Linked DNA regions of Homo sapiens: regions 2, 3 and 4 are each linked to region 1. Evidence: chromatin contacts called from ENCODE Hi-C or POLR2A ChIA-PET data. All regions are on one chromosome and are shown on one strand. The core of a region is the stretch at or near the end of the contact, and the rest is flanking DNA. Distances in the headings are between cores, read along the strand shown. Region 1 holds the start of TENT5A (terminal nucleotidyltransferase 5A). Region 2 holds the start of IRAK1BP1 (interleukin 1 receptor associated kinase 1 binding protein 1). Region 3 holds the start of CEP162 (centrosomal protein 162). Region 4 has its middle 33 kb from the start of LCA5.

Region 1 (6,983 bases), core at 2,777-5,276:
ACACACACATATAATTTATACACACATACACATGTACCTATGATAATATCAGATCAACAAATGTTAACTTTATACAAGTATTTGCAAGAAAAAATAGGGCATTTTCTCCACCATTCACAAGCTTATGTTATTTTCTTCTTGAGGCAGTCCCTGATAAAATAAAATAATCATTAAACCATAAAATAATTTTGCCACTTCAAATTTTCAGAAGGCAACAGGCACTTTGATGTATATTGGTGTGTAACAAATATAATCTCTCTTCATATAGTCTACTATATCTCTTCTAATTGGGTATTTTTATCTGTTAAATCTTTGGTCCTTGAGCACACTTTCTTTGTTACAGCTGTTTTTGCTTGCATTTTTACATTTTAAAAATGTGATCTATGCACGCAGCTGGAATTAATGGATTGTGTCATCATAAGTTCTGCTGATTGTTACGAGAACTGCACCAACCTACTACTGTTCATTTGGAGCAAGCCGTTTGTTAGCAAAACAAGATCATTCCACAGAAAGCACTTGCTACAAGCCTCAGACAGTAATCCCAACGTTGGAGTTCCCCTTTTTCCTGTATTGTTACTATTAATATCTGAACTCCTAAACTGATTCACAAGTTGGAGTGAGACCTTTTTTCCTCCGTATTTTCCCTTTTATGAATTCCATCTTAAAAGAAACTTTCCACTTTTTTTTTTCCTATGGCAAAGCTATGGGAGCAGATACAGCAAACCCATATTGTCATCACACATTTCTTCTCTTGTATCAGGAGAACCTGGTTGCTTCTAATGACAGGTCTCTCTTTTTTTGCAGGATAGAATCCAATTGGGTAGGAGAATAAGAGAAGGGAAAAGGATCCTTTCGAGATCATGCTCCCACATCTATTAAAAGATACATAAGCTTTGCCAAACTTAAAACCAGGAGCATATCATCATTGCACAAAACACATCCCTAATAAGGGCTGGATCACTCTTTTTTTTTTCTTTTTTTTTTTTTTCTCTCCTGTCTTGTCTGAAATGGCTTCCCCACAGGACATTTTTAAATGATTCTTAATTGCAGGGTAGCCAAGTGGAGTAGGTCTGTTGCTGGCACGTGAATACTGGCTGAACCTGTGCAATGTAGTAATTGCTAAAGTTGGCATCTGCTACATAGGGGGCTGGCTGGTAATAGCAAGTGACATTAGCCACATTAGGAATGACATTTTGGTCAGCTAACACCCGGATAGCCAGCATGGTGATAAGGTTTAAAGTCTGTCTTCTTTCATGTCCCATCAGGCACACTGTGCTCTCATTTACCACTCCATGAAGGGTCATGAGATACTCATACTTGCGGTCTTCCAATCCCACAAAGTGGTTCTGCAAATAGGACTCCAGTTTTCTCTGCTGCTCTCCAATGTCTGAGAAGTCGATGAAAAACCTGGAACACATATACCTTTGAAGGGTCTTGATTTCATCAGAGGCGGGCCTAAAGCCCCTCACCAAGAGGTTGCAGTACTTAAGCAGGCCTCCCCCTCGGATTTCCTCTGGGTTCCTGGTGGCAATGATCTTGTTACAAAGGTGATCAAAGGCTTCCTGGAAATCGCCATAGACGCTCTCCCCGATTATTGTGGGGTGAAATGTCTCAGTCATTGGGTTCTCTGAACATTCATAAAAGAGCAGAAGAGAGTCTAATTTGATTTGAAAAGAATCTACACTGAATTCAAACTGCCTCCGGAGGGAATCCACAAATTTCAGTTCCACATTTTTGCCACTGTTGTTTGACAGGGATATAAGACTCCATCGGTCAGAGTCATTGCACACTTTAACCATTTTCTGCACATAAGCTTCCTACAATTTAAAAGATAAAACAAAATGAGCAAACCTAGAAAATAATAAATCAATAAATAAATACATCCTCTTCACAGCTGAGAATTATTTTGCTCTTTCCCTTTTGTTTTGTCAAGTTTCAGCCAAACACTACCTACAGGCTTAAACGGTCTTCTGAAAATAGAAAAAAAATACTTTTAACGAGTAGTTTTACTGTCTGGGAAAGGGACTAGAGGTAATAGTTTGAGGCTTTTGGCAGACGTAGCACAGTAGTAAGAGGTTTTGTTGTCATGTCTGACTTTTTAAGTGTTACTTTTTGAAAACGGTCTAATAGGCACAATATTCACACAGTATCCAAACAACATTCAAAAGACTCGGAAGGGCATTCAGCGGTAGGTTAGTCAGCCTCTCGCCCTTGTTCCAAGCCACCCAATTCCTCTCCGCCTGCGGCAATCAATGTTATCAGTATCTTGTGTGTCCCTCCAGGGGCACCCTGCAGTTACAATCAAATATAAACTAAATTATGACATTCCAGGAGCCTGCCTCCTCAGACAATTTTAACTAATCATATAAAACCCGTCTTGAACTAAAGTGGAGGGTGGGGAGGGGGTGCCACTATACCCTTAACATATGAACCAGCACGAAGAACCACCAGATAGACCTTTAACACGTAGTCAGCTGAATGCCGCTGTGAAATCTATTCACCTTTTCCAGTACAATAAAAAACTCATTGACTCACTTCTGCTTCAGGCTGTTATTTTCCCAAAGGCTAGACTCAAATATAATGACTCAAAAATTATTTACATCATTTCATTCTGCCAAGTATCAGAATCTACTCTGGACAAGACTCCAACAGGGAAAGCCAAGAGTTAAAACATAAGGAGAAAGAAGAGAAGAGAGGGCAGAGGAGGACCTGGGAGAAGAGTTGTAGCGCCAAAGCATCAAGTAAACTGAAACACTCAACACCGTCCACGCACGTCAGTTTACTGGTTTAAAAAATCAAAAATCAAAGAAATAACGCGCGCCCAAACTCGTGATGGCCACAGATTCATGGCATTTAACCGATGCCCCTCTGCCCGCTCCCCGTCACACCCGGCCCAGACTGGGTCAGGACCCAAGTGCATCTCGGGTGGTGTTACCTTGAGCGTGAGTGGTGTGATCTTCTCTTTGTTCACCCCCTCGGGTAAGAAGTCCAACAGGCAGTCCAGCACGACGTCCTTCACAGTCTGAAACTCCCCTTCCCCGCGCAGGTCGGCGCAGAAGATGAGGTCCAGGTCCTTGTAGCCCAGGCCGCTGTCCTGGTGCAGGACATGGCTGGCTGCCGAGCCGTTGAGGCGCACGTCGCGGACGCCAATGCGCTTCTCGGCCAGGCGCCGCCGCACCACCTTCACGATCAGGCTCGGCTGCAGCTCGAGCGTGGGGAAGTTGCCGCGCCCGTGAATCGGAATGGTCTCGCTCAGGATGCCGTCCAGCCGCTGCACTTGCTCCCAGTTCAGCACATTGCAGTGCGCCGTAGGGCTTTCGCAATAGTCCAAGCAATGCCCACCGAAGCTGCCGCCACCGCCGAAGTCGCCGCCGCCGAAGTCGCCGCCGCCGAAGTCGCCGCCGCCGAAGTCGCCGCCTAGGGGGATGTAGGGGCTGCAGGCCAGCTCGTCCTCAGACATGGCGAAGTACCCTTCACCCTCCGCCATGTAGTGCCCGCCGAGCGCCACTTGGCCCTGGTCAGTCCTAAAAAGAAAGGGAAAGGAGCGCGGTGAGGACGCGCGGCGGCGGAGAGCACGCGCGGCGGCGGAGAGCAGAGGCCCGCCAGGAAAAGAGCGCCCCCTCCCCCGATAGTTCCCTGACCCCGGGCCTCCTCGGAGACTCCCTCCCCCGGCCCTTACAGTCCCCAGCCGCGCACCGCGCCCCGCAGAGCAGCCCCGCACCAAAAGTATCTCTGATGCATCTGGAAAGCGCAAGCGAGAGTCCCGTCTGTGTCACCTGGAGGCGGCCGCCCCTTCTAGGAGCGCAGCGAGCGAGAGCGAAACCGAGAGGCGGCAACACTTCCAGGAGCTGCGAGCGCGCTCAGACAGCAAATAGCGACTTCGTCTTTCCCAGACCCCTGCCGCCTGCGCTCACCACTCCCTCCCCGCGACCCCTCCTGCGCCGCTGCCACCCCAGCTGCGGTGGTCCCGAACTGGCGGCTCTTGCTGCCACACACGCTCGTGTCTCTGGAGCTTTAGCAGTTGTGCGGGGAAAATGTCTTCAGTACTTTTTTTATACCGGGCTTCTCTGCGCTTCCGGGGCCCAGAGCGGCACGTTCGCCACACCCTCCTCATCTGCATAGGGCGCCGCCCCCTCTGCCCTCCCCCGCCCGCAGGGCACGCAGCTGACTAGCCCAGCAGTTAGTGCGGGACGACTGCCGGTGAGCGTGAGGTCCTGGGCTGTATGTGCGGATACTGTGTGCGCCCGTAGATGCGTGTATTTATACATACATTTAATTTATGTACGCCCCCTCCCACAAATCTCTTTTCATTTTCCCCAGGAGGAGACACTTTAAATGCCCCAGGAATCATAAGTGGTCATCAAAACCAGATCACGACTAAAATCCTGCAACTGCAGAAACTTCCCAAAATTCTCGCGGACTCAGCCCGTCTTTAGATCATCACGGTTGGGCTCCGGAGGTTCCTCACGACCGCTCTTTTAAACCTCGGTTTTTAGGTAGACCATTTACTCCATTGATAAACCCGATCCAAGTGTGGACTCATGAGTCCACTCTTGCACGCAAATCAGTCACGGCGCGTGAGTGGGAAGGGCTTGTTGATAACTGGGTTTCGATTCTCGAAACCTCGGGAAGCGCGCCGGGGAGCTCTGGGCGAGCCCGAGAAGGCGCGGGGGCGGCACCACGGGCCTCGGGCGTGCGCGGCTCCTGCGCACGAGTGGCTCCAAGGGGCCAGTACTTCGCGGGGGTCAGGGCGCGTCACGGAGCAGACGCGGGCGAGCAGCCAATGGCCGAGGACTGGGCGGGCCGAGTGGGCGCAGAGAGCGCGCCCGGGGAGTGCGTGCTGCCCCGGAGTCCAGGGAAAGGGCCGCTAGGTGTCCGGTGCCTTTGCTGCGAGTTCTCTGACAAAATTGGAGGCGGCGAAGCGCGTTCCTCGCGGCCCCCTAAAGTTTGGCCATTTTAAGTGCATCATAGTGTCAGTGGAATACGATTTGGTTTTCCACGAGACGTAAAAGTAGGAGTTTCAAGAATAAAATGAATTCTCTCCTCCAGCTTCGGTGACTTCGGCAGAGCTAATTCTACGCACGCTCACTCGCGCCACCACCACTCTTTGCTAGAAAGCTGTGGCCGTCTCTTCGGCAGCTCGCTGCCTCCATCAACTAACCCGGAGCAGCTTTCCCAGCGCCTAGACGCTGCCGGGGGCTGAGGTGGGGCAGAGGGGAGAATGCCAGGGTCACAGAATACTCCCCAAACCCTGCTCAGCCCTGCCCGCCCAGACTGGGAGGAAAAACAGCCCGCACCTCCTAACTGGGGGAGCCCCGGCCTAGTCACTCAAGCTGCGCGGCTCGGGGGTGAGGGGTAGGGTGCGGGGGTGTCACCCGTGGAGCATCCAGCTGCGTGACAACGCCGCCCCCTCCCGGTGCCCTGCCGAGCTGCGTCCCAAAATGGAGAAATCCGACTGTCTCTGTGGCAGAGGCCATCCCCTCAGCGCTGCGCCTAAGCACTGAGGTGCGCCTGGGGACTCTAGGACAACTACCCTGTCCGCATAGGGCCATCGCTTCCTTCAGAGCACACCCATGTGTTCCTCTGACCAGCCATCGGCGCATGAATCTATCTTAACCAGGCATTTTATACATATATATACATATGCATATTCTTGTGTGAGCATGTGTATAGAGAGAGCATTTAGTGACCTGTTACGTGCCAGGCAACAGGCTAAGTGCTGAAGATTTAAGAATGACATTTCACGTAATCTAGAGGGCATAGCACCTAGGTGCATAATTATGGTTCAGTTGCATATGTATTATGAGAGAAGTATATTCTGACGCAATCGCGTGGCGGGCTAACTACATAGGAAACGGAGAGACACCCGAGAAGGTGTCATTTGGACTGGATCTTGAAAGAATGGATGTTCTTTCAGTAGTCGGGGAAAGAGGAGAAGAGCGTTATCTACAAAGGGAAGCGTATGGAGTTGGAGAATGTTTGAGGAAGGATATGTACACTCCCGTGATTAATAAATGAGATTGGTAGTGCCTTGAGATAAGGTTTATGAGTACCAGGAACTTATTGAACACGTCTGGGCTATAACCTGTTTAGCTCCTTAACATAATACCTAATTTAATCTTCAAGAAGAAGGTATTTCCATCTCCTAGGGATCTAGAAACAGAGGAATCCAAGAAGTTAAGAAACATTCCCAAGTTCCACAACTAATAAGTTGTGGGGTCAGGCCTTTAACCCAACCCATTTGGCTGTGAATGCTGTTTAGTGGTCATTACGGGGTAACGAGTGGTCTGTAGCTTATCAGTACCTTCTTATTGGAAAACAAGACAAGCACAAATAGGAAGAAGGAACGATGGGGAGGGGAGGGAAGGGGAGGGGGAAAAGAAGAAAAGGAAATGGAGGAAGGGAGGGGAAGGGAAGGGAAAAAGAAAAGAAAAGGGGGGGAAGAGAAGAGTAAAGAAGAAAAGAGAAGAGAAAAGAAAAAGAAAAGAAAAAAGACCTGTTAAAAATGTTTCTTTCAAAGACCGGTATGAATTCTGCCCCTTCTTAAAACAAAGCCAAAGTAATAGATCGTATATTAGACACGCTGTACTTTAAAAACCAAGGGTGTGTGCATGTGTGTGTGTTTAGCTCTACTACAATTATTTTGTACTTTATTTTTACCCTTGCTCCAAAAACTGAAAATAAAGAAGACTCTTAGAGCTGATGGACACCTGCCTATGCATACCCAGGATTTCGTTCTGTAGCACCAAAGGAATCTGCATTTTGGCAAGCTGTCATGGTGATCCTGACACAAGGGCCCAGCCACACTTTGCGCTGCACTGAGAACAGCCACCATAGTCCAGTTCTCTAAGTGGGGACCCTCCCCCAAGCAAAGGCTGATCCCATGGCCATTCCCAGAAATGGAGGGCACAACTGAGAGGTGGAAGCACAGCATGAAGCTGGACTTGCAGGGCCCGCTTACGTGCTATATGCTGTGCTGGGGA
Region 2 (6,983 bases), core at 2,488-4,987, 2.9 Mb before region 1:
GGGATTACTCTATGGCCAACTGAAGGAGGAGGAAAAAAACCTGAGCTTTTATGGCAAGATTATGGATAGGCTGGCTTGGTATGCAGGTGCCAGTAAAAAATGAGAAGCAGCTGTGGAACAACGTCACTTGTAAAATCTCTGAATAACAGTGGAGAAGGAAAATTTCCCCAAAAGGTGAAGCTTTGAGCAGTGCACCTACAGATCCACTTTGTGTGAAGTTCTATAAATTCCTTCAGGCTGACAGGTATAAAAGTCAGCTTTAAATTCTCCTTCTCATTTATTCTTATCAGTCTTGGTTTTAAGATAACATAAAACTTGGTCAAGCTACTTATGCAAAAAAAAGGGGGAGGGGAATTTTTATAAGGATACAGGAATATTTTAGAGAACTCCAGGGCAGGAATGAAACCAGGCCTAAGAAAAAATTCTTAAAAAAGAGACTGGAATTGCATCTGGACTATTTTTCCATCTCACCTCTGATCCTCTTGGAAAGTATCATTTTCTCTTTCTCTCTCTTTCTCCCCACCCCATCTCTACACTTTTTCTATTTCTCTAATAGAAAAATGGCCAATCTATATCTCCCAAGGTTTTACATAAATATATATATGAGTGTATGTCACAGCCCTGTCACCTAAGAGACTAAATTTTTAAAATTTGGTGTAAATATAGATTCTCATGTGAAAAATTCCAACGGGTTCAACTGGAATTAGGTACCTATTCTTAGTACAATCAACTTGGTAGAGTCACCTTATTCAAAACAGTTGCTAGGGGCTCAGCCTTGACTCTGAGAGAGAACTGGGCTACTATGAGCTGAACAAATAGCTCTATGCTCTTCATTCATTCTCCCAATCATTCCAGCTGAAAACTTCATAAGTCAGTTTAGGCTTATCCTTCTCTTTCATATACTATTAATTTATAGTTCTGTCACAAAGAATTAATTCATTCTTCTTTCAAAATCCAGTATTATCTATTCCTTCTCCATTCTCACGGGCTTTGTTATTTGCCAAAATGATAGTTCAAAAACAGACATTACACTGTAGTTAAATTTGCATTTCTTAAACTACTGGTGAGGATAAACTATTTTTTTTTTCATCCTATAGACTACTAACATTTCTGCTTTCTTGGTCTGTATTGTGGACTTGTGTTCCCCAAAATTCGTATGTTGGAGTGCTCTTCAATGTGACTGTGTTTGGAACAGGGCTTTTAAGAAGGTAATTAAGGTTAAATGGAAGTCACAAAGGTGAGGCTCTATGAAGAGACATCGGGGTAATGTGCACAGAGGCAAGGCTATGTGAGGATGCTGCAAGAAAGTAGCCGTCTGCAAGCCAACCAGAAAGGCCTTGGGGGAAACCAAAACTGCTGACACCTTAATCTTGGACTTCTAGGCCCCAGAACTGTGAGAAAATAAATTTGTGCTGTTTAAGCTCCAAAGTCTTTGAAGCCGAAAGACTTTTGTTATGGCAATAGCAATCTAATACAGTTTGCCTCAGTGTTCATTATTTTTCTTTTGACACGTTTGTTTCTTCTAGCAACAGTTCTCTAAGCATTAAGACTCTTAGCCCTTTATACATAATAAACATTAACAAACATTTTTCCCCATTTATTTGCCCCCCCACCTTTGTTTTTATTTTGCTTTATATAACTGATTTTTTTTAGTATAGTCCAATTTTTCAAACTTTTCCTTCATGGTTGCTGCACATGAAATTATGATTAAGGCCAGCCTTCCCATCCCCCAGAATATTTATATTTACATATAGGTTCTTCCAATTATTTTTCTTTTTGGTCTCATCTGAATTATTTTCAATGTATGATATAAGATACAAATTCTTTAAAAATATAGCTTACAATGGGCCAGGCACCGTGGCTCATGCCTGTAATCCCAGCACTTCGGGAGGCCGAGGTGGACGGATCACGAGGTCAGGAGATCGAGACCATCCTGGCTAACACGGTGAAACCCCATCTCTACTAAAAATACAAAAAAATTAGCCGGGCGTGGTGGCGGGCACATGTAGTCCCAGCTACTCGGGAGCTGAGGCAGGAGAATGGCGTGAACCCGGGAGGCGGAGCTTGCAGTGAGCCCAGATCGCACCACTGCACTCCAGCCAGAATGACAGAGCGAGACTCCGCCTCAAAAAAAAAAAAATATATATATATATAAAATATACTATAGCTATATAGCTATAGTATATTATATATATAGCTTACAATTATCCCTGTACCATGTAATCATTTTCCACTGATATGAAATCTTTTATCGTATACTAAATACTTACACTTTAACTCCTGTTGCTTTTTGTTTATGACATTCACTCATTCAATAATTTATTTTGGAGGCTATATTCTTCCGCATTTATCGTAAGGGAAAAAGAATTTTTCACCAAGTTTAAGAAACATTATTTTGGGTGTCTTAAATAATAAAAGACTATGACGGAAAGTTCTTAACGTTAGTTTTTAAATTAAAATTGTTTTCAGCTAACAATAAACAAGATGGATATACACAAAATTATGTTAATCTAGTGATGAGCCTAATTAAAGGAGGGGGGTACCATTGATTTAGTTGAATTATACTAATCGAAAAGAACAGAAAAAACGATGGTGAAGAAACTACAAGAGGACTGTCAGCTTTTCAGGGTCCTTTTAAAAGAACAGTTCTTGTCCTTCTAGAACTAGTTATTCAAAATTCTTTTTTCCCCCCTCGATTCTCTTGATAAAATTCAGATAGTAAAGACGTATAAGTCAGTGGGGCTATTTTTACAAAGATCATTGCTTAGTGCTAGGAAGAGAATCCAGAAGACGGGAAGTTGAGGGTTGTGTTCTAAAAGTTCTCTGAAGAAAAGGGTACAGAGAAGCTCCAAGTTGTGCAGGCCCAGCAAACTCCATGTTGGACGTGCTTTGCTACCACCTAAATCTCTTCTGTCGGAATTCAAGGCCCGAACCATTCCAGGGATTTTAGAAAAAAATGGGGAGACACAAAAATGATGCCAAAGCCATAGCTATCATTACAAACATCCATTATGTTCACTCTGCTTTCCATATGCAACGCACTCTACATACAATGGGCGCCTTATAAGCACATAGCAAATGTGAAAAATATTATCAACATTGCTTTGATAATATTAATATATTATATATATTAGAATATATTATATATTAGAATATATTATATATATTAGAATATATTATATATTACTAATATAAAAAATATTATCAACCCTGCTTTAGAGAAGATGATACTGAGATATGAAGAATCATAAACTGTCCAAGATCACAGGGGCAAAAAGTTCACCTCAACTGAAACCTCTCACGAACCACAAAAATGTGGCCGAGGGAGCCTCAAAAAGCAGTACCCCAAGCGGGGACGGTAAAGTCAGAAAAGACAAGGCTGGGGGTAATCACAGAGAAATCTAAAAACCCGCTCGGCCTCGCTACTCTTCTCCTTCCTCTGAGGTGCAGAGGCGCGGTGGGACGACAAGGAGTTGCGAGAAAGGGCAGAGCTCACTGAGGAGGCAACAGAGAAAGTCCGCTAACAATTTTTGAAGGCCGTAAGTTAAACATGTTAAAAACTGTAGCTACTCACTCAGCCGACATCTAGTAAAAAAGATGCGGCAAGATCAACAAGGCATATAGCTTGCGCCCGCCAGAAGTTCCGCGGCCTCCACACCCATCCCGGCATACTTTGCGCCGTGCACAGGCAAGCCCTGGTGCGCATTGGCCCCTTCGGCCGCCGTCGGCCGGTAGTTACTATGGAAACCCAGCTGCCATCGCTATGTCTCTGCAAAAGACCCCTCCGACCCGAGTGTTCGTGGAACTGGTTCCCTGGGCTGACCGGAGCCGGGAGAACAACCTGGCCTCAGGGAGAGAGACGCTACCGGGCTTACGCCACCCCCTCTCCTCAACACAAGCCCAAACTGCTACCCGCGAGGTGCAAGTAAGCGGCACCTCAGAAGTGTCTGCGGGCCCTGACCGGGCGCAGGTGGTGGTGCGAGTGAGCAGCACCAAGGAGGCGGCAGCCGAGGCCAAAAAGAGCGTTTGTCGCCGTCTAGATTACATCACGCAGAGCCTCCAGCAGCAGGGCGTGCAGGTGAGATCTCCGCGGGGGAGGAAATAAGAGCCGGAAGACACAAAAGGGTTGGCAGATGGTCGGGCCCCACAGGCCCCCCTAGCGGGAAGGGAGATGTGGAGGGTCTGGAGCGTTTAGGACGCGTTTGTTGCAAAGGTACTCCGGGACGCCAGGACCTGGCAGAGTGAATATTTGACCCATTCTTCTCCTAGACGAAGGTAATTATTGGCCTCAGGCAAATTAAAAATAAAAGAATGCAAATTGGGTAGGTTTTTATCTGGGGATATTTGCTTCAGTGATTTTGTTTTTAAATTTAAAGTGATGAAATGTTAAAACTTGAAATGTTAGTTGTAAATACTTGCCCACGTGGAGTGCTGGACACTAAATATTTTGTTTTGTTTTGTTTTTATTCCGCACCATGGAATTGGCAAGTGAAGAGCACGACCTGCTTCCTTCCGATCATGTAAAACTTTGCATGGAATGGTTCTTGAGTATGTTCCGCAAACAGTAACGTTGGGAAGTGGGGAAGAAGTTGCGTCCATTTTCATTTTATAATGATTTTCATTTTATAGTGATTCCCCCAAAATTTCTTCGGCCTTCTTAGGTTTAACTTAAAAGAAAAAATCAAGCCAGTATTGTGGATACCACATATACGAAATACTTCTACTTACTTAACGGAGATGTCCATGAGACAAATCACTAAACAAATCTTACCTTAAGCCTACTCCTAAGGCAAGAAAAAAAATGAAGCCATCATTTAATCCACACAATAGCACTGTTAGGCATGTTTTAATATCCCTGTTTTCCAAATTTAAAGAGGTTAAACAATGCTCTGAACTTTAGGTAGAGCAATATTTGAACTCATGTATTCCTGAAACCAGAATGTAAGTTGCTTCCAATTCTGCCGATAATTAGAATGAAAGAAAATTAGAAATCATAGGGATCAACGATTTCAGTTTTCTCATTTTATAGAGTAGGACCCCAAAGGCCAGAGATGTAACTTATCCAGGATGACATTGAGTTGGTAAAAGTGCAGGCATTGTTACTTCCAGTCTATTGCAAGAAATTCCATACCCCGAAAAAGCAAGTCCTTATTTTTAACAAGAAAAGATATTTGAATTGCATTTATAATACAAACATACAAGTTATTACAAAGTCATTTGGACAAGATTTCTTCAAATGATTTTACAATTTAGAAAAATACAGATAATTATAAATAATGTGAGTAAAGTGGGTTTAATATGTAGAAAAATAGTTTTAAAAAACTGCTACTAGTGCTGTAGTCGTTTGAATAATGTTAACAAGTTTTTAAGTTATTTACATAAAATAAAAAGAGCTCACAGGTCTCTAATATATAAAACAACATAAGCTGGGCATGGTGGCTCATGCCTGTAATGCCAACACTTTGGGAGGCCAAGGCAGGTGGATCACTTGAGGCCAGGAGTTCGAGACCAGCCTGGCCAACATGGCAAAACCCAATCTCTAGTAAAAATACAAAAATTAGGTGGGCATGGTGGCACAGTCCTGTAATCCCAGCTACTAGGGTGACTGAGGCAGGAAAATCTCTTGAATCCGGGAGGCGAAGGTTTCAGTGAGCCGAGATGGTGCCACTGCACTCCAGCTTGGGTGACAGAGACTCTGTCTCAAATAAGTAGTAAGTAAATAAATTAACTAAGTCCAACTTAGAGTAATCAAGATTCAGTGTTCAAGGCAAGACATAAGAAAGACAGTAACCTCCCAATTATCTCTGCTAATGGATGAAAGCAGTCAGGTAGATAATTTGTTCAGGAGATAATACAAAATATCATTTATATTTTCAGAATGAATTATGGGTCTTCACAAAGTCTGTATTCATTTTAAACTTTAGAATTCTGAGCTGTAAGATTTATAAACATCACTTCCCTGCTTAAAGGGCTCCTCATAATCCAAACTCCTTTGCTTAAAAGATGGAGCCTGAGCCGGGCGTGGTGGCTCACGCCTGTAATCCCATCACTTTGGGAGGCCGAGGAGGGCAGATCACCTGAGGTGAGGAGTTCAAGACCAGCCTGACCAACATGGTGAAATCTCGTCTCTACTAAAAATACCAAAATTAGCCAAGCATGGTGGTGCATGCCTGTAATCCCAGTTACTTGTGAGGCTGAGGCAGGAGAATTGCTTGAACCCAGGAGGCGGAGGTTGCAGTCAGCTGAGTTCGTGCCATTGCACTCCAGCCTGGGCAACAAGAGTGAAACTCCGTCCCAAAAAAAAAAAAAAAAAAAAAAAAAAAAAAAGATGGAGCCTGACTATCCTCATCTCCTATCATATCTTCCTCCCCTCTATTGTATTTTTCTTTAAGAATTAGCCCAAGTCTGAGCTATGGAAGTGAGACACTGTCTCAAAAAAAAAAAGAAAAGAAAAGAATCAGCCCAAATTCACCTTCTTGGCATTCCTTTCCTAATATAACACTAATCCCTGCCATGCAACACTTCACTCCCTATACTTGTAATAAAAACTTATCCTGTATCATAATTCTTAATTTACTTGTTTCTCCTCCATATTCTAAACTTCTCCAGAGCCAAGACCATTTGTTCTTTTTTTGCCTGTATGAGTTATGGTCCATACACTTCACATAATGTGTACTCAGAAAATGCCTTCTGAATGAATAATAGAAAAAAAATGAAACAATAAGTGAACAAATTATTCAGCTATGGTATAGATCATAGATTTATGAACTTGTGTGAAGGTATAATCCTTACTTCTAGCGTGGTTTTCATTGAAAAGTGTTTTAAAGTTCTAAGCAATATTTACTCATTCAACCAACAAACATTAAGCCTTTCTTTTCATTGTTCATTTTTGTTTTTGGTTTTTGTTTTTTTTTGAGATGGAGTTTCGCTTTTGTCGCCCAGGCTGGAGTACAATGGAGGCAGTCTAGGCTCACTGCAACCTC
Region 3 (6,983 bases), core at 1,726-4,225, 2.5 Mb after region 1:
CTAAAATCATGACTTTCACAGTAAAAAAAAAATGACACATTGCAACTGAGGATGGATATAAGAGGAAGAGAGACACAGACAGAAGGGTGGGGGAAGGAGAGTGTTGGAGAATGTGTGTGCTGGAAGGGTGGTAAATGAGGGAAGAATAAAAACATCTTCTAAAAGGCCTGTTCTGCTATCTTTTACAATAAAAATCATTCCTATAAATTTAATTTTCAAAATGTGTCTGTATTTGAAATTTTAAAAAATCAACTTTTCAAATGGTAAATGAAACTTATTCCAAGTGCCTATTACATCTTGACAATTGGTAGATGCTTTTTTAAATCCTTAAAACAATTCTACAAAGAAGGCATTATTTTTCCATGAGACGGATAATGAAGTTTTTTTGTACTACATTAAACTCCCTTTTTTAACAAGAATGTATAACGTATAATAGCTTAAAATGTGACTCTCTTGAATGCTCTACAAGGCCCCTCCATTTATATAAATAGAGTTTTATGCATCGCTTAATTATGGGGATATGTTCTGAGAAATGGGATTTCATCATAGGAGCATCATAGAGTATATTTACACAAACCTAGATGGCTCCATGGTATAGCCTACTCCACACCTAGGCTATATGGTATAGCTTATTGCTCCTAGGTTACAAAGCTGTTCAGCATGTACTGTACTGAATCCTGCAGGCAACTGTAACACAATGGCAAGCATTTCTGTATCTAAACATAGAAAAGTAAACATATGGTACAAAAGATTAAAAAGATACACCTTTATAGGGCAGCCCCATTATAATCTTACGGAACCATTGTTGTATATGTGGTCTGTTGCTGACCAAACCATCTTTATGAGGTGCATGACTGTACACAGAACGTGGTATAACCATTTAATATACTCATTCAAATATTTATTAAGTATTTATTAGGTACTGTAGACATAGTAGTGAACATGTTGATATATAATAGCAATGAACGTAGAGTCATCACATTACAGACCATACATTCTTATAATGGGAAGCAGAAAACAGACCCATACAAGAAAAATAATTAATGTGCTAAGTGCTATAAAAAGAATTAAATACATACCAGATTAAGAAGTGACTTTGTGTTTACCTTTTACTGGATAAACAGAAGAAGCCTCTCTGAAGTGGTGATATTTAAGTTAAGATTTTCACCAGCCAGGTAAAGAGTAAGGGAGGAGCATTATTGGCAGAGGGAACAGTGAGTGCAAAGCTCCTAAGGTGAAATGAGCTTGCAATGTCTGGGAAAGAAAAAAGGCCACTGTGGAATAAATAAAGTGGGTGAAAGAGGGATATGAAGGCAGTGAGATATGTAAGAGTGAAATCATGAAAGGCTTTAAAACCATGGTAAGGAGGAGTTGTTTGTTTTTTTTTTTCTACATGTGATGGGAGACCAATAGAGTCTTTTACTGGGGAGGAACAGAGTCTGACTGCAGTGTGGTGAAAGGAATGCTGGACCATGAGTTGAGAACTGCTGCCATAGCCCAGTTGAGATGATGGCACTGAACTAGCAGTGGCAGAAAAGGGACAGGGCTAGAGGGATGATGGGAATTCAGAGTTTGGTGATGGACTAACTGTATCTTCGAGATGACAGAATTGAAGGATGAGTCTTTTGAGACAAATTTGACAATATAGCTTTTAAAAATATAAACTTACCTCTTTCATAAACTGTTCAAACTCTTCATCTAGCTCTTCTTGGGAACAGTTAGCCATAGTCAACAATTTTGACCTCCCAAAGTAAACATTCTAAAGTACCTCAAACATTGGAAACACTAAATGACAAGAGACATAAACATCTTTTGAGGAAATCCATCAGATCATGAACACGACCAGACTTAAACTTCGGACATTTGTTATGATTCAGTATATATGCACAATTTTTTTTAACCAGTAAGAGCTGGTCAAGAGATTCCTAATTCATTAAGCAAACTGATTTGGAAAAGCAGCTTTGACAGGATGTCTTGTACTCAACGTTCAGAATTATGTTTTCATCTGTTAACATCCAATTGTTAAAGAGTGGTCTCTACAATATTTCCCAAACCTATGTTTGTGTGCATGTGTTAATTAGTACCTCTCAAACACAAACCAGGTCCTCACAGGGAATCTTAAAAACTGTAAGTTAGCAAATCCAAAGGACTGTTTCTTTCTTGCAAAGCACACGACAGTTTGTGCTGCCTTATCACTCGGCTCGTTATTTTACCAATCCATAGTAATAGTTTCGTAAAGCAGACTGCATAGTTTCGTAAAGCAGACTGTATCCAGATACGGGGATGTTTCAAAATATACACAAATAGAATTTAGTAAGAATTAGTAATTTAGTCAAAATACTTAAAGAATACTTAAAGTTAATGGAGTACACAAATCAGTACTATGTTTCTTTTGAAGCGAGGGAAGACCGACAAAAATTATGTGCTGAACACAAGCAGAATCCAGTGATTTGCAACGGAAAGCGTTCCCCTAGACACCTAATGAACCCAACCTTGGGTCGACCCCCAGCTCCTGAACTCCCTAGAGCAGCTCAAATCCCAGCTTTCTTCTGTAGAGATGGGGGAGGGGAAGAGGGCTTGCAGACCCGGACAATACCCTCCCCATCGTGCAGAGTAACACCTCTTCCCCTCATTTGCACTTTCGATCAGTTCAGGGTAAGTGCGGTTAAGGTCTTGGCCTGAATAGCTTGGTCAGGGGTGAGCTCCACTAAAAGCTTCTCAAGCCTGGCTGCGACCCCGTCCCCAGAAGCGCGGGTTCGGGAATTGGAGGGAAGACAAAGACGCATTTGCCGTGGGCTCCGGGCGGAGAAGGGGAATGACCTGGAAAATTAAAGCCCTTCGCTCGAGTATGAAGCACGGCCTCGACCAGGGCGATTTGGGTGGGAAACCAGCGTTCACACCTTACCACCTACCTCTGCCTCTGAATTCCGCGCTTTCCCGGAAGGTCTGTGCGGGTCCACCAGTTGTCAGGGTAACAGACTTCAGCTGCCGGGTTCTGGAGTCACATGACCCGGGCTGGTCACGTGGGCCGTGGGTTTCCCAATGCCTTTACAAGCGAAGGTCGGAATAACCACGGCTGAGAAAGACACTCTAGTGGCTAAACCTTCGCTGCTGCAGTAAAATGCCTTTCCTTCCCTGGCTTTCTCTACGTTCCTTAGAAAAGGGGACAGCGGCAAACCGGTTACTGGAGAAGCGAGACGGAGGCTTCCAGCAGGCTTGGAGGGCGCGGTGGTTGTAGGCCAGCCCGTGGCTTTCTGGGAAATGTAGTTTAGCTCCCCTGGTCCTTGTGTTTCCGCACTCCGCATCGTCGCCTCCCGCCTTCCCCACACTTGTCATTCGAGCGCTCTGTTTTTCCAAGGGGCAATTTTGAAGAGATTGAATTTCTTGGATTTCTTTGGCCTGCAAAGACCTGTGTAGGCATTGTGAGAGAAACACAAACCTGTGAGGAAAAAAACTGTCGTTTAGATGGGGACTCTGTTCCACCACCTAGTGGGCAAGAAATCGAAAATACGCAAACAGCAAGATTCTTATTAAGTTATTGCTCCTCCCGCTACCCCTACTTTTCAAAACTGCATTCTTTACTGGCATTTCACAATTACTGACTTGGATTTTGTTTTCTATTTCTTTTCTTTTTTTCAAAGCATGCAACATTAGCTGGAGTTTCAGAGGACAACATTTAGCATAGTGTAAGTAAAATCTACAACAGCTGCAGGTTTTGCTGATGGTAGACTTAGTTCAGGACCTCATCTTTAGCTAGAACTGTTTATTCATCAAGTCTTTCTTGCAATACAAATATGTACAAACCAGGAGCTGTGGACTATGATGCAAATATGAATAATAAAAGAAATATCTTAAGCTACCATTTATTGAGAAGTTGACTTCCTGCCACCTTCTATCAAAGACTTACCTTCCCACATATGATCTAGAGCCTTTACCCATTCTTCTTCTCACTGATCTTGTTCCACTGGTCATTTCCCTTAATCCTGTATCTTCGACTTCTGGCTGGCTGTGGGATTTTTCCTAACAGCATTTGAACATGCCTTGAGATCCCCACCTAAAACATCACTTCTGACACATTCTCTTCATGCTATTATTTCCCAGTGGTTGAAATGATCTGTCTCCTCACCTTACTTGCCAATCTTTTCTGAGGAATTATTTCCACTTTACCTCCCTTTTGTCAGACCTTTTAATCCTGTCTCTGTGTGTGTAAGTGTACATATATGACAGCGCTTTATTTGATCTCCCAATACTATTTGATACACTTGTCTCCTCTCTTTCTTGGTTTTTCTTTCACATTTATAGCCTCCCCTCAAGGGTTTTCACTGTCTCTGTCTATCCTAGCTGACCTCTAAATGTTAGAATTTCTTTTCTTTTCTTCTTTTTCTTTTTTTCTTTTCTTTCTTTCTTTTTTTTTAATTTCTATTTTTTTGAGACGGAGTCTTGCTCTGTCACCCAGGCTGGAGTACAATAGTGCGATCTCGGCTCACTGCAACCTCCACCTCCTGGGTTCAACTGATTCTCCTGCCTCAGCCTCCCGAGTAACTGGGATTACAGGTGCCCACCACCACACCTGGCTAATTTTGTGTTTTTAGTAGAGACAGAGTTTCACCATGTTAGTCAGGCTAGTCTTGAACTCCTGATCTGCCCACCTTGGCCTCCCAAAGTGTTGGGATTACAGGTGTGAGCCACCGCGCCTGGCCAATGTTAGAATTTCTTAGGGCTTATTTCTGGACTCTTATTCTGTCACACTTCATGGTACTTCCATACACCTACTCATTCAAGACAGAAATCTGGGAGTTCCCTCTCTCCCATATTTTATTCGTCAAGACTTGTTGGTGCTACCTCCAAAATGTGTCTCTATTCTGTTCATTTTACATCTTAATTACTAATGATAGAGGCATCTTTTCCTCTTGTCTGAGCTGCTTCATTAGCCTTCTAACAAGTTTCTCTATTTCTACTCCTATCCTCGTCTAACCCATTGTCTACACAATAGAAAATGTGATAATTTGAAAATGTAAATCAGGTTACTCCATTGCTGAAAATCCTACAATGATTTCTCTCTGTATTTGTACTAAAATCCAAATATCTACAAGGACTTGCATGGTATGGTCGGCACTATTCTCTTCTACAGCCTCCTCTCACCCCCACTCACCAAGGCATGCAGAATTATTTGCAGCTCTGGTACAGAGTTCAGTCCTATTGAGGTTAGAATTGGAGCTTTGGTATAAGGAGTGGAAGATGAATGTTACTGTGTCTAAAGAGTGAATAATCATTTTGTCTCTATGCGTAAACCTACAAAACTTATGCTTATAGGATCCAAGAGTTTGTTATGCTGAATTGTGGAAGGGATGTCACTAAATTTTTGGTACTGAATTGAATTGTTATACATTTTTCAAAATAATAGTCATTAAAAGAATGATTAATATTTTTTGAGAGTTTACACTGTGCTGTATACTATTGTATTCATTTTTATAAAATGAATTGACCTCATGACCCATAATTTAAAACACCATTTAATACTAGCTCTCATCATAAATATATATCTAAAATGTCAATGAAATGGCTACTTTAGTAGTTAAATCACTCTGGGTAGCATCAAAGTTTCCTACTTTTAGATTCTCCATAATTGTTACAGGTTTCTCAATCATTATGTGTTTCTTTTTGTGTTTCCTAGAATGATATGAAATTTGATTTATATTTGGTGTTTATCCAGCTCTCTAGTGAGGTTCTAGAGGGGGAGACTGTACCTCAAGCCTTATATTGCCTTTTCTCGTAGCAAACAGTACAGTGTGAGAACTCGGTCAACACTGACAGTATAGTTGTAGCCAAGACCTGCAACGGTAATGGGGTGTAAACTTAGCACATTGTGGGAGTGGATTAAGGAGAAGAACTGAATCAGATACAGTTACATAATAGTTCCAGTTGCTTGCTTCTTTACCTCTAATTTTCAGAAGTGGGTATTCTCTTCACTTATGTGGATAATGAGGAAGACACTGAAGGAATCGTATCATTCTAGTCATAAGAAAATTAATGGTTTTTTTGTTATTGCCATCGTTATTTTGTTTGTCAAAGTCATTGTTGACTTCTGCTCATTTGTCCACATCTGACTGCTTTTGACTACTTAAAATTTTTCTTAATTGTTTTGTATATGAAATGTAGTAGTCAAAGTTTAAGCTATTGTTATAAGTTGTTCCCAAGAAAAAGAATAATAATTCATAGTAGAATATTGAGAAATTGTACAGTCATATTTACAAGTATTTAAATGTTTCTAAAATACAGGCAGATGCTCTTTCCCTAGGGTATGCAGAGCTGCCCATTTACAATTATATCATGAACTCATGGATGGTGATTTAGGTCATGAAATTGTTTTTAAAATAATTCTTTAATAATCCAGTAAATGGCCACTGAGGATGTCAGCAATTTGGCTATGCTTCTAAATAATACAGTTATCAACATGGTTTTATAATTATTATGGAAATGTAAAAACACAAAAATTGACGAATCAAGGAAAAACTCAGCCTATGAAGACCCTGTGAGGAGGAAAAGACAAACTAAAGACTAGGATGAAATATTTGCAAACCACATATCTGACAAAGGGCTGCTATCTAGAACATATAAAGAACACTAGCAAAATAGCAAAAGCAAAATACACAATTAGAAAATGGACAAAAGACACGAGTGGACATTTCACCAAAGGGGACATGAGAAAGGTATATGAAAATGGTGAATAAGCACATGAAAAGATGCTCAGCATCACCAAGATATTCCACATCATTAGGGAAATGCAAATTAGAACCACAATGAACTATCAACTGGGTGAGTGTAGATATGAAGAGGTAGCATAGGAAATCTTTGTAGTGATGGAATTGTTCTGTATCCTGATACAGTAGCAGTTATAACAAGCTACATGTTGATAAGATTGCATACAAATGCACACACACACCACACATATACAAGTGAGTGCATATAAAATTGGTGAAATC
Region 4 (6,983 bases), core at 2,231-4,730, 2.2 Mb before region 1:
AATAAATACTTGTTCACTAGTTTTATTAGAAACTTAAATTCTCCCAAGATAGGCATGATTTGTAAATGAGCTAGCTGGGAAGCTGGGATAAAATATTTAAGATTCATTGATTTTGGCTGGTTTCCTATAGGCTGTAATGTTTCATGTTTTTTAAGCAAAATGAAATCTCACTAATTAAATTTTTTAGGATTTATGTCACCAAGTTAATTCATTCCTTAATCTCTCCACACTCCTTTAAAATTACTTACCTCTTACTTGTGTAGATTCAGTCTTTGTTATAGAAAAATTATAATGAATGAAACTAAATCTTCAGAAAAAGTTTATTAAATCATTTTTGTGGAATCTGATAAACTAATTCTAAAATTTATTCAAAAAAGCAAAAGGTCAAGAATATCTAGGAAGAAAAAAGCCAATACACTATTGAAGAAGAAATGTACATATAGAAGTAGAGAGAATTTGCCAGTAATATTTCCAGTATTATTTAAAGTTTCACTAGTATGTTACTGGTACAGGATAGGTAAATATACCAATGAAACAAAAGCAGGAACCTCAGTGACAGGCCTTTACATATGTGAAAGAAGACTGGGCTGCAATTTTAGAGAGGTGTAGAAGAAACGGACAATTTAATAAACAGTGCCTGGAAAATTCATTTTCCACAAGGACCCATGTCATAACCAAAAAATAAATTTCTGGCAGGAATTTACTTATACTTTTTAAAACTTCCTGAAGAAAATAGATTATTTTTGCAAATGTATGTTACAAAAAGATTTAAAAAAGAGGCAGAATCTGCAAAGTAAAAGAGATAAATACAACTATCAAAATTAAAACTTCTGTTTATTGAAAGACACCATAAAAATGTGAAAAGACAAAAGACAAGCCATAGACTAGGAGAACACTTTTCTAACACATGTTAATTAGAATAAAATATTAGTATTCTCTATATTTTTATAACTCCAGTAAAGACACAGAAACCAATAGGAAATGGGCAGCGACTATGGATATCCATTTCACAGAAGAGGAAAAACCAATGACTAGTAACATAAAAAGATGTCCAACCTCATTCATACTTAGAAAAAAGCTGAAATATCATTTTGTACCCAAAACATTGGCAAAAATTTTAAAGCTGACAAATCAGCTTGCTTGTGAAGGTTAGGGACAACAGGAACTGCTAATACTGCTAATGAGGGGTTAAATGGTCCAACCCCCTTTGAGAATAATTTGATTATATTTAGTAAACCTGAAGATGCGCACACCTAACACCCAGCAATTCCACATGTAGGTATACACCCCAGACTATAGAAACTCTCACATATGTGCAAAAGGACACAGGTACTAAAATATTTATTGCAGCACTGTTTTTAACAGTAAAAAATTGGAACCAACATAAAGGACCATTGACAGGAGACTGGAGAAATAAACTGTGGTATATTTATACAATGAAATATTTAAAATATAGCAGTGAAAATGAATAGACTATAGCTTCATGTGTCCACGTGAATGACTCTCTCAGACATAATGCTGATGAAAATGAAAGTGACAGAATATATAGATTGCAGTTTCATGTATATGAAATTCAAAAACATGCAAAACCCAACAAACATATTATTCAGGAATACATACATTTTTATAACTACAACAAAAAAAATTGGAGGAATGATAACCCATAGCTCAAGATAATGATTACCTAGGAAGCAAGGATGGGAGTAAGTTGAGAGGAGTGATGATGCTAGGTGGGTACACAGGAGACTTCAAAAATATGTTAAGAGTCTTCATTCTTTTCTTGTTTTTTACTCTTTTTAAACTAACTTTTTAATTTTCTGTAGTAGGAATTTTATTGTGGTAAGAGTTTTCATTCTTAAGCTCAGTGGTAGGTGGGAGCAGGCTTATTTTATTTTTCTTATCTATATTGTACATACTTATTTTATATTCTTAGTATGTATGAAATAATTAAAAATGAATTTTTTTGTTACTATGCATAATATGTGTCAATGGAAAGAGTCAAACTGTAGAATATTGGAAGAGATTTATTCTAAGCCAAATATGAGTAAGCATGGCCTGTGACACAGCCCAAGAGATTCTGAGAACATGTGCCCAAGGTGGTCCAGCTACAGCTTGGTTTTATGCATTTTAGGGAGAATTAAGACATCAATCAATACATGTACGATGTACATTGTAAGATGTACGATATACATTGGTTCTGTCCAGAAAGGTGGGACAAATTGAAGCTTGGGGTGGATAGTTCAAGGTCATAAGTCAATTCAAAGAATTTCTGATTGGCAATTGGTTGAAAGAGTTATTACCTAAAGACCTGGAATGAATAGAAGGGAGTGTCTGGGTTAAGATATGCAGTTGTGGAGAACAAGGTTCTTATTCTTATCCAGGTAGCAGGCTTCAGAGAGAATAGATTGTAAATGTTTCTTATCAGACTTAAAAAGGTGCCAGACTCTTAGTTAATTCTCTCCTGGGTCAGGAAAAAGACCTGGTAAGGGAAAGAGATTCTCCCAAGAGACAGCTTTGCAAGGGCATTTCAAAGAAATATATTTTGGGGTAAAATACTTTGATTTCTTTCAGGGCCTGCTATCGGTTATGTTAAGAGTCTGTTTTGTTAGTCTTAAGGTCTCTGTGTTAATGTTAATGCTGGTCAATTGTGCCTGAATTCCAAAGGCGGAAGGGTAAAATGAGGCATGTCCAACGTTCCCATCCTGTCTTGGCCTGAACTTTTTCAGGCCAACAACTTTTTTCAGGTTAACTTTGGAATGCCCTTGGGTCAGGGGGGTGCTTAGAATTTTATTTTTGGTTTACATATGTATTAAGCTAAATAACCTTCTTCTGGTTTGTATCCTAATTCTAAAGTGGGTTTCTTTGCCTAACTTGTCCGAATGCATACCTACAGTAGTCTCTTTAATCACAGTGTCTGCTTGGTTCCAATTACTGTCTGTAAAGGGAATTCTGTCTTTATACCTGTATCTTCCTTTGTAGAGAATTTACACCCAAACTGTATAGAGTAAGACTGTCAATGGGAACACGCAGAAAGGATAGTTTTGCTGAAATTGAGGGCTGAGATTACGGATAAATTGAGAGATTTCTACTTTGCTTTGTGCTGAGTAGCAATGGTTTTCATGTCTACAATTTTTAAATAACATTAAAAATAATCCATTTCCCCTTCCTTTTTCACAACTCTCCCCACACTAAATATCTTTAAGAACATATGGTAGTTACAAGGAAAAGCCAAGTGAATATCTGAAACATTAATGTGCCATGCTGCTATCATTACAAGAATAAAGAAAACTGGGAATCCAGAAATCTCCTAACACAACAACTGTTGCCTGCCAATTCTTATATCAAATAAAAATCATCATCTAGGGCAAGGATGGTTGCACGGTGACTAAGCAGGCAGATGGCAGGTGTGAGGCAAAACACTCTGGAGTGCTAGCTCAAATCATTTTGCATTACTCACTGCTGGAAAGATAGGGAATCAAAAAACAAATTGCACATTGGACTAGGAGTAAAATACTGAAAACTCAACTCACAGAAATATAAAAGGTAAAGAAGACAACCACAATTGTAAATGTCATGTTGTAACTTCTAAAGCAAATTCTTTAGGTCTGCCCTGTGATCTTTCTCTGCCTCCATCTGATTTAAGCCTCCTCTATCTGTCCTTGTGATTCACAAGAAGGTAATTGTTTCTCCACTTTACCAACCCTGCCAGAACTGGGACCACCTGTTTCAAAAGTAACCTGGCTGCATTCCTGAAGGCAATGTTCCAAGGCTAGAGATAAGATGTTAACCACCTCCTTGCCTGGCAAGAACCCATGGTGGTTCACTGCCTTAGCAGTGGGTCAGTTCCTGGGAGTGAGCAAATCTAATTTTCATATATTAGATTCAGGGAAAAAAACAAAAACTCAAGCACTCTGTTTTATTTGCATAACTGCTTTACATATTGCTATCATAAAGGAGATTAGCTTTAACGAATATGAATGTAATTATAGAAAAGGGCCCTAGGTGGAGCCTCAGTACTGGTGGCAACAAATGGAAGAACAAATTGAAAATACATCGAAGCCCTCCAAAAATTACATAATTGCATTTTATAGAACTAACCTGTTTGTTGTTATTGTTGTTTCTCCAGCATAGGAAACAGCTGGATATAAAAAAGATGCTTTGTTAGTTAAGAATAAACCTTAAAAGAGCTTTGTTCTGTAATCAAGAATGAAAGCGCATTAATGCTGGTATTCTGTCTCTGATGGAGTTTCTACAAGGCAGTGTGTATGGTAGAGAACTGTCCCTAACCTTAGCACATTCTCCTGAATGAACGTCTCTCCTTTCTCCTTATAAGGACATTGCCACTTGTTTATCTATTTACACATAGTAAAACCATCTTACATTGTAAAAGAAATAATCAGGATTATTTTTAAGATGACTTGCTTTTATTAGATTATAAACACAGAACCTGTAAGAAGTCAAAATCACTTTTTTCTGGTTTTGTTTTGTTCTGCTTTGCTTTGTTTGTCACCACTGACAAATAACCTAGACAGACTTACTAGGTTTTTTTCCCAGCTTTATTGAGGTATAATTGGCAAATAGAAATTGTATATATTCAAGGTGTACAACATGATGATTGGATATACATGCACACTGTAAAATGATTACCACAGCCAAATTAATTAACATATCCATCACCCAACCTAAGAAATTAAACACTGCAAAAACTTAAAATCTATTGGTAACACCCTTTGATCACAGCCAAGTCCCTTTACCTTCATGGCATAGTTAATTTGGTGTTTATGATTTAAGTATATGTATAAAATTGTACTATATACATATATATCATTAAATAAAACATAATGTATCAATACTTCTAAACTTATATACTTGGTTACATACTATATGTGTGTTCTGCAATTTCTTATTTTCTCAGCATTATGTTTGTGAGGTTTACCCATAATGATCTAAGAAGCTCTATTCATTTTTTAAAAAATAAACTCTTTTTTTGGAATAATTTTAGACTTTCAGAAAAGTTGCAGAATACAGAGAATTTCCATACACCATTCCCCCAACCTCTTCTAATTTTAATATCCTACACAACAATGGTACATTTGTCCATACTAAGAAATTCACATTGGTATGTTTTAATTACCTAAACCACAAACTTTATTTGGATATCACCAGTTTTTCCACTAGTGTCCTTTTTCTGTTCCAGAGTTCAATCCAGAATACCACATTGCATTTAGTATTAACTCATTTTTTCTGCTGTATGATTACACTACAATTTATTTCCTCATTATGTTGATAGATGTTTAGATTTCATTAATGTACCTGATGATATCGTTGTATACACATATGATATCTTCGTGCACGTAATATGTAAAGCATGCTCTTCAAAGTAGTAATATCAATTTATTTACAGTCTCACAAATATATTAAATTTCCCACTGCTCCAAATTCTTTCCAACTCTTGGTATCATGAGATTACATTTCTACCAATTTTATGGGTATAAAATGGCATCTATTTTTATTTTATTTTATTTTATTTTATTTATTTATTTATTTTGAGACATAGTCTCACTCTGTCGCCCAGGCTGGAGTGCAGTGGCGTGATCTCAGCTCACTGCAAGCTCTGCTTGCCGGGTTCACGCCATTCTCCTGCCTCAGGCTCCCGAGGAGCTGGGAGTACAGGCGCCCGCCACCACGCCCGGCTAATTTTTTGTATTTTCAGCAGAGATGGGGTTTCACTGTGTTAGCCAGGATGGTCTCGATCTCCTGACCTCGTGATCCGCCCGCCTTGGCCTCCAAAAGTGCTGGGATTACAGGCGTGAGCCACTGCGCCTGGCCTATTTTTATTTACAATTATTCTATTACTAGTGAGATTGAGCATTTTCATGTGTGTTCATGTTAATTGCTATTTGATTTTTTGGTAGGGATTTGTAGACATTTTATATATATGTACACATACTCTATGCTAAATATTTGTTGCCAATATGCATTGCAAATGTCTTCTCTAGTTAGTGGTTTGTCTTCTCTCACTTTTTAAAATGGTGTCTTTAGATGCACAGACATTTTAAATGTTAATGTGGTCTAATTGATTCATAATCTTTTCCTTAAAGGTTTCATTTTCTATTTATTGATATCAAAATCTTTCCCAACTCTGAAAGCACAAAAATATTCTTCTATACTTTATTCCAAAAGTTTGAAGATTTTACTTTGTATATGTTGGTCTTTACTTGAGGCAGATTTTGTACATCATGTGAGGTAGAAATCCAATTTTATTTTTCCCTCTGTATAGATACCCATCATCTCAGCAGTATTTATTAAATGGTTTATCTTTCCCTACTGATCTGCAATGCCACTGATGTTAAATCTCAAGTTTCCATACGGGCCTGGATCTGTTTCTGGATTCTTTGTTCCTTCCACTGTTCTCTTTTCCCTATTCTTTTGCTAATACCACACTATTGTAATTATAATATTTTTATTATTAAGTCTTAATATCAGGATGAGGTCCCACTTTGTAGTTTTTCTTCAAGAGTGACCTGGTTATTTTTGCCCTATGTTCTCTCATTTCTTTGGAAGGATTCTAATGACTCCTTCTTTGTTAAAGTCCACAAAACAAAACAAAAACTTGGTGGAATCTGGAATTGTGATGAATTTGAAGGAAAATTGATATCTTTATGTTCCGAGTATTTGTATCCACATACATGATATATTAGTAGGTCTCTTTTAAAGTATCAATAAAGGCTTATAAATTTTTCTTAAAGTCTGCACAACTATTGGTAAATTTTTGATACCTTATTTTTGTTTTTAAATGTTACTTTAAAAATTATATTGTATAACTATTGCTGATGTAGAGGAATGCAATTGATTTTCATACATTTAAACTTGCTGAATGTATTACTATGTTTAACAATTTGTCATTAGTTTCTTTTGGGTTTTCTCTGTGGAAATTAATTTTTTGCAAATAACACAGTTTCAATTCTTCATTTGCACCCTTT

The links. Hi-C counts contacts between places; a loop is a spot of excess contacts on that map. ChIA-PET counts read pairs that join two places held with the same protein, here RNA polymerase II (POLR2A). Pooled maps may share reads with other maps.
Region 2: a map of B cell shows a loop between it and region 1 (25-fold over the local background). The contact joins the promoter of IRAK1BP1 here to the promoter of TENT5A in region 1. A Hi-C loop is called at or near these places in 3 of 168 maps with a recorded cell type or tissue (B cell and naive thymus-derived CD4-positive, alpha-beta T cell) and 13 of 50 pooled maps.
Region 3: a loop to region 1 is called in a map of CD8-positive, alpha-beta T cell, with 12 times the contacts of the local background. The contact joins the promoter of CEP162 here to the promoter of TENT5A in region 1. A Hi-C loop is called at or near these places in 2 of 168 maps with a recorded cell type or tissue (CD4-positive, alpha-beta memory T cell and CD8-positive, alpha-beta T cell) and 10 of 50 pooled maps.
Region 4: a map of naive thymus-derived CD4-positive, alpha-beta T cell shows a loop between it and region 1 (5-fold over the local background). The contact joins the enhancer-like site here to the promoter of TENT5A in region 1. A Hi-C loop is called at or near these places in 1 of 168 maps with a recorded cell type or tissue (naive thymus-derived CD4-positive, alpha-beta T cell) and 5 of 50 pooled maps. POLR2A ChIA-PET finds 5 or more read pairs at or near these places in 1 of 52 experiments (activated CD4-positive, alpha-beta T cell).

The regions. Positions count from the first base shown.
Region 1 is chr6:81,748,655-81,755,637 of GRCh38, forward strand. TENT5A (terminal nucleotidyltransferase 5A) reads right to left here and starts at 4,027. Exons shown (of 3, transcript NM_017633.3): 1 at 3,777-4,027; 2 at 2,936-3,524; 3 at 1-1,817. The coding sequence starts at 3,487. The coding sequence ends at 1,041. RefSeq lists enhancers at 3,688-4,188, 5,049-5,098 and a silencer at 4,099-4,228.
Region 2 is chr6:78,863,814-78,870,796 of GRCh38, forward strand. IRAK1BP1 (interleukin 1 receptor associated kinase 1 binding protein 1) reads left to right here and starts at 3,738. Exons shown (of 4, transcript NM_001010844.4): 1 at 3,738-4,078. The coding sequence starts at 3,764. It overlaps LOC107986613 (a long non-coding RNA gene), which reads right to left and starts at 3,677. Exons shown (of 2, transcript XR_001744210.2): 1 at 3,575-3,677. RefSeq lists enhancers at 3,633-3,742, 3,773-4,092, 3,925-4,525.
Region 3 is chr6:84,224,668-84,231,650 of GRCh38, forward strand. It overlaps CEP162 (centrosomal protein 162), which reads right to left and starts at 2,976. Exons shown (of 27, transcript NM_014895.4): 1 at 2,913-2,976; 2 at 1,670-1,785. The coding sequence starts at 1,726. RefSeq lists enhancers at 2,389-2,889, 2,890-3,390, 3,292-3,451.
Region 4 is chr6:79,566,936-79,573,918 of GRCh38, forward strand. It overlaps a transcript of SH3BGRL2 not described here. Among named protein-coding and RNA genes, the nearest start is that of LCA5, 33 kb to the left of the region's middle. Within about 2 kb of position 3,481, at least 9 of the 41 ENCODE cell types and tissues checked have a DNase peak (open chromatin) inside an H3K27ac peak, as active enhancers do.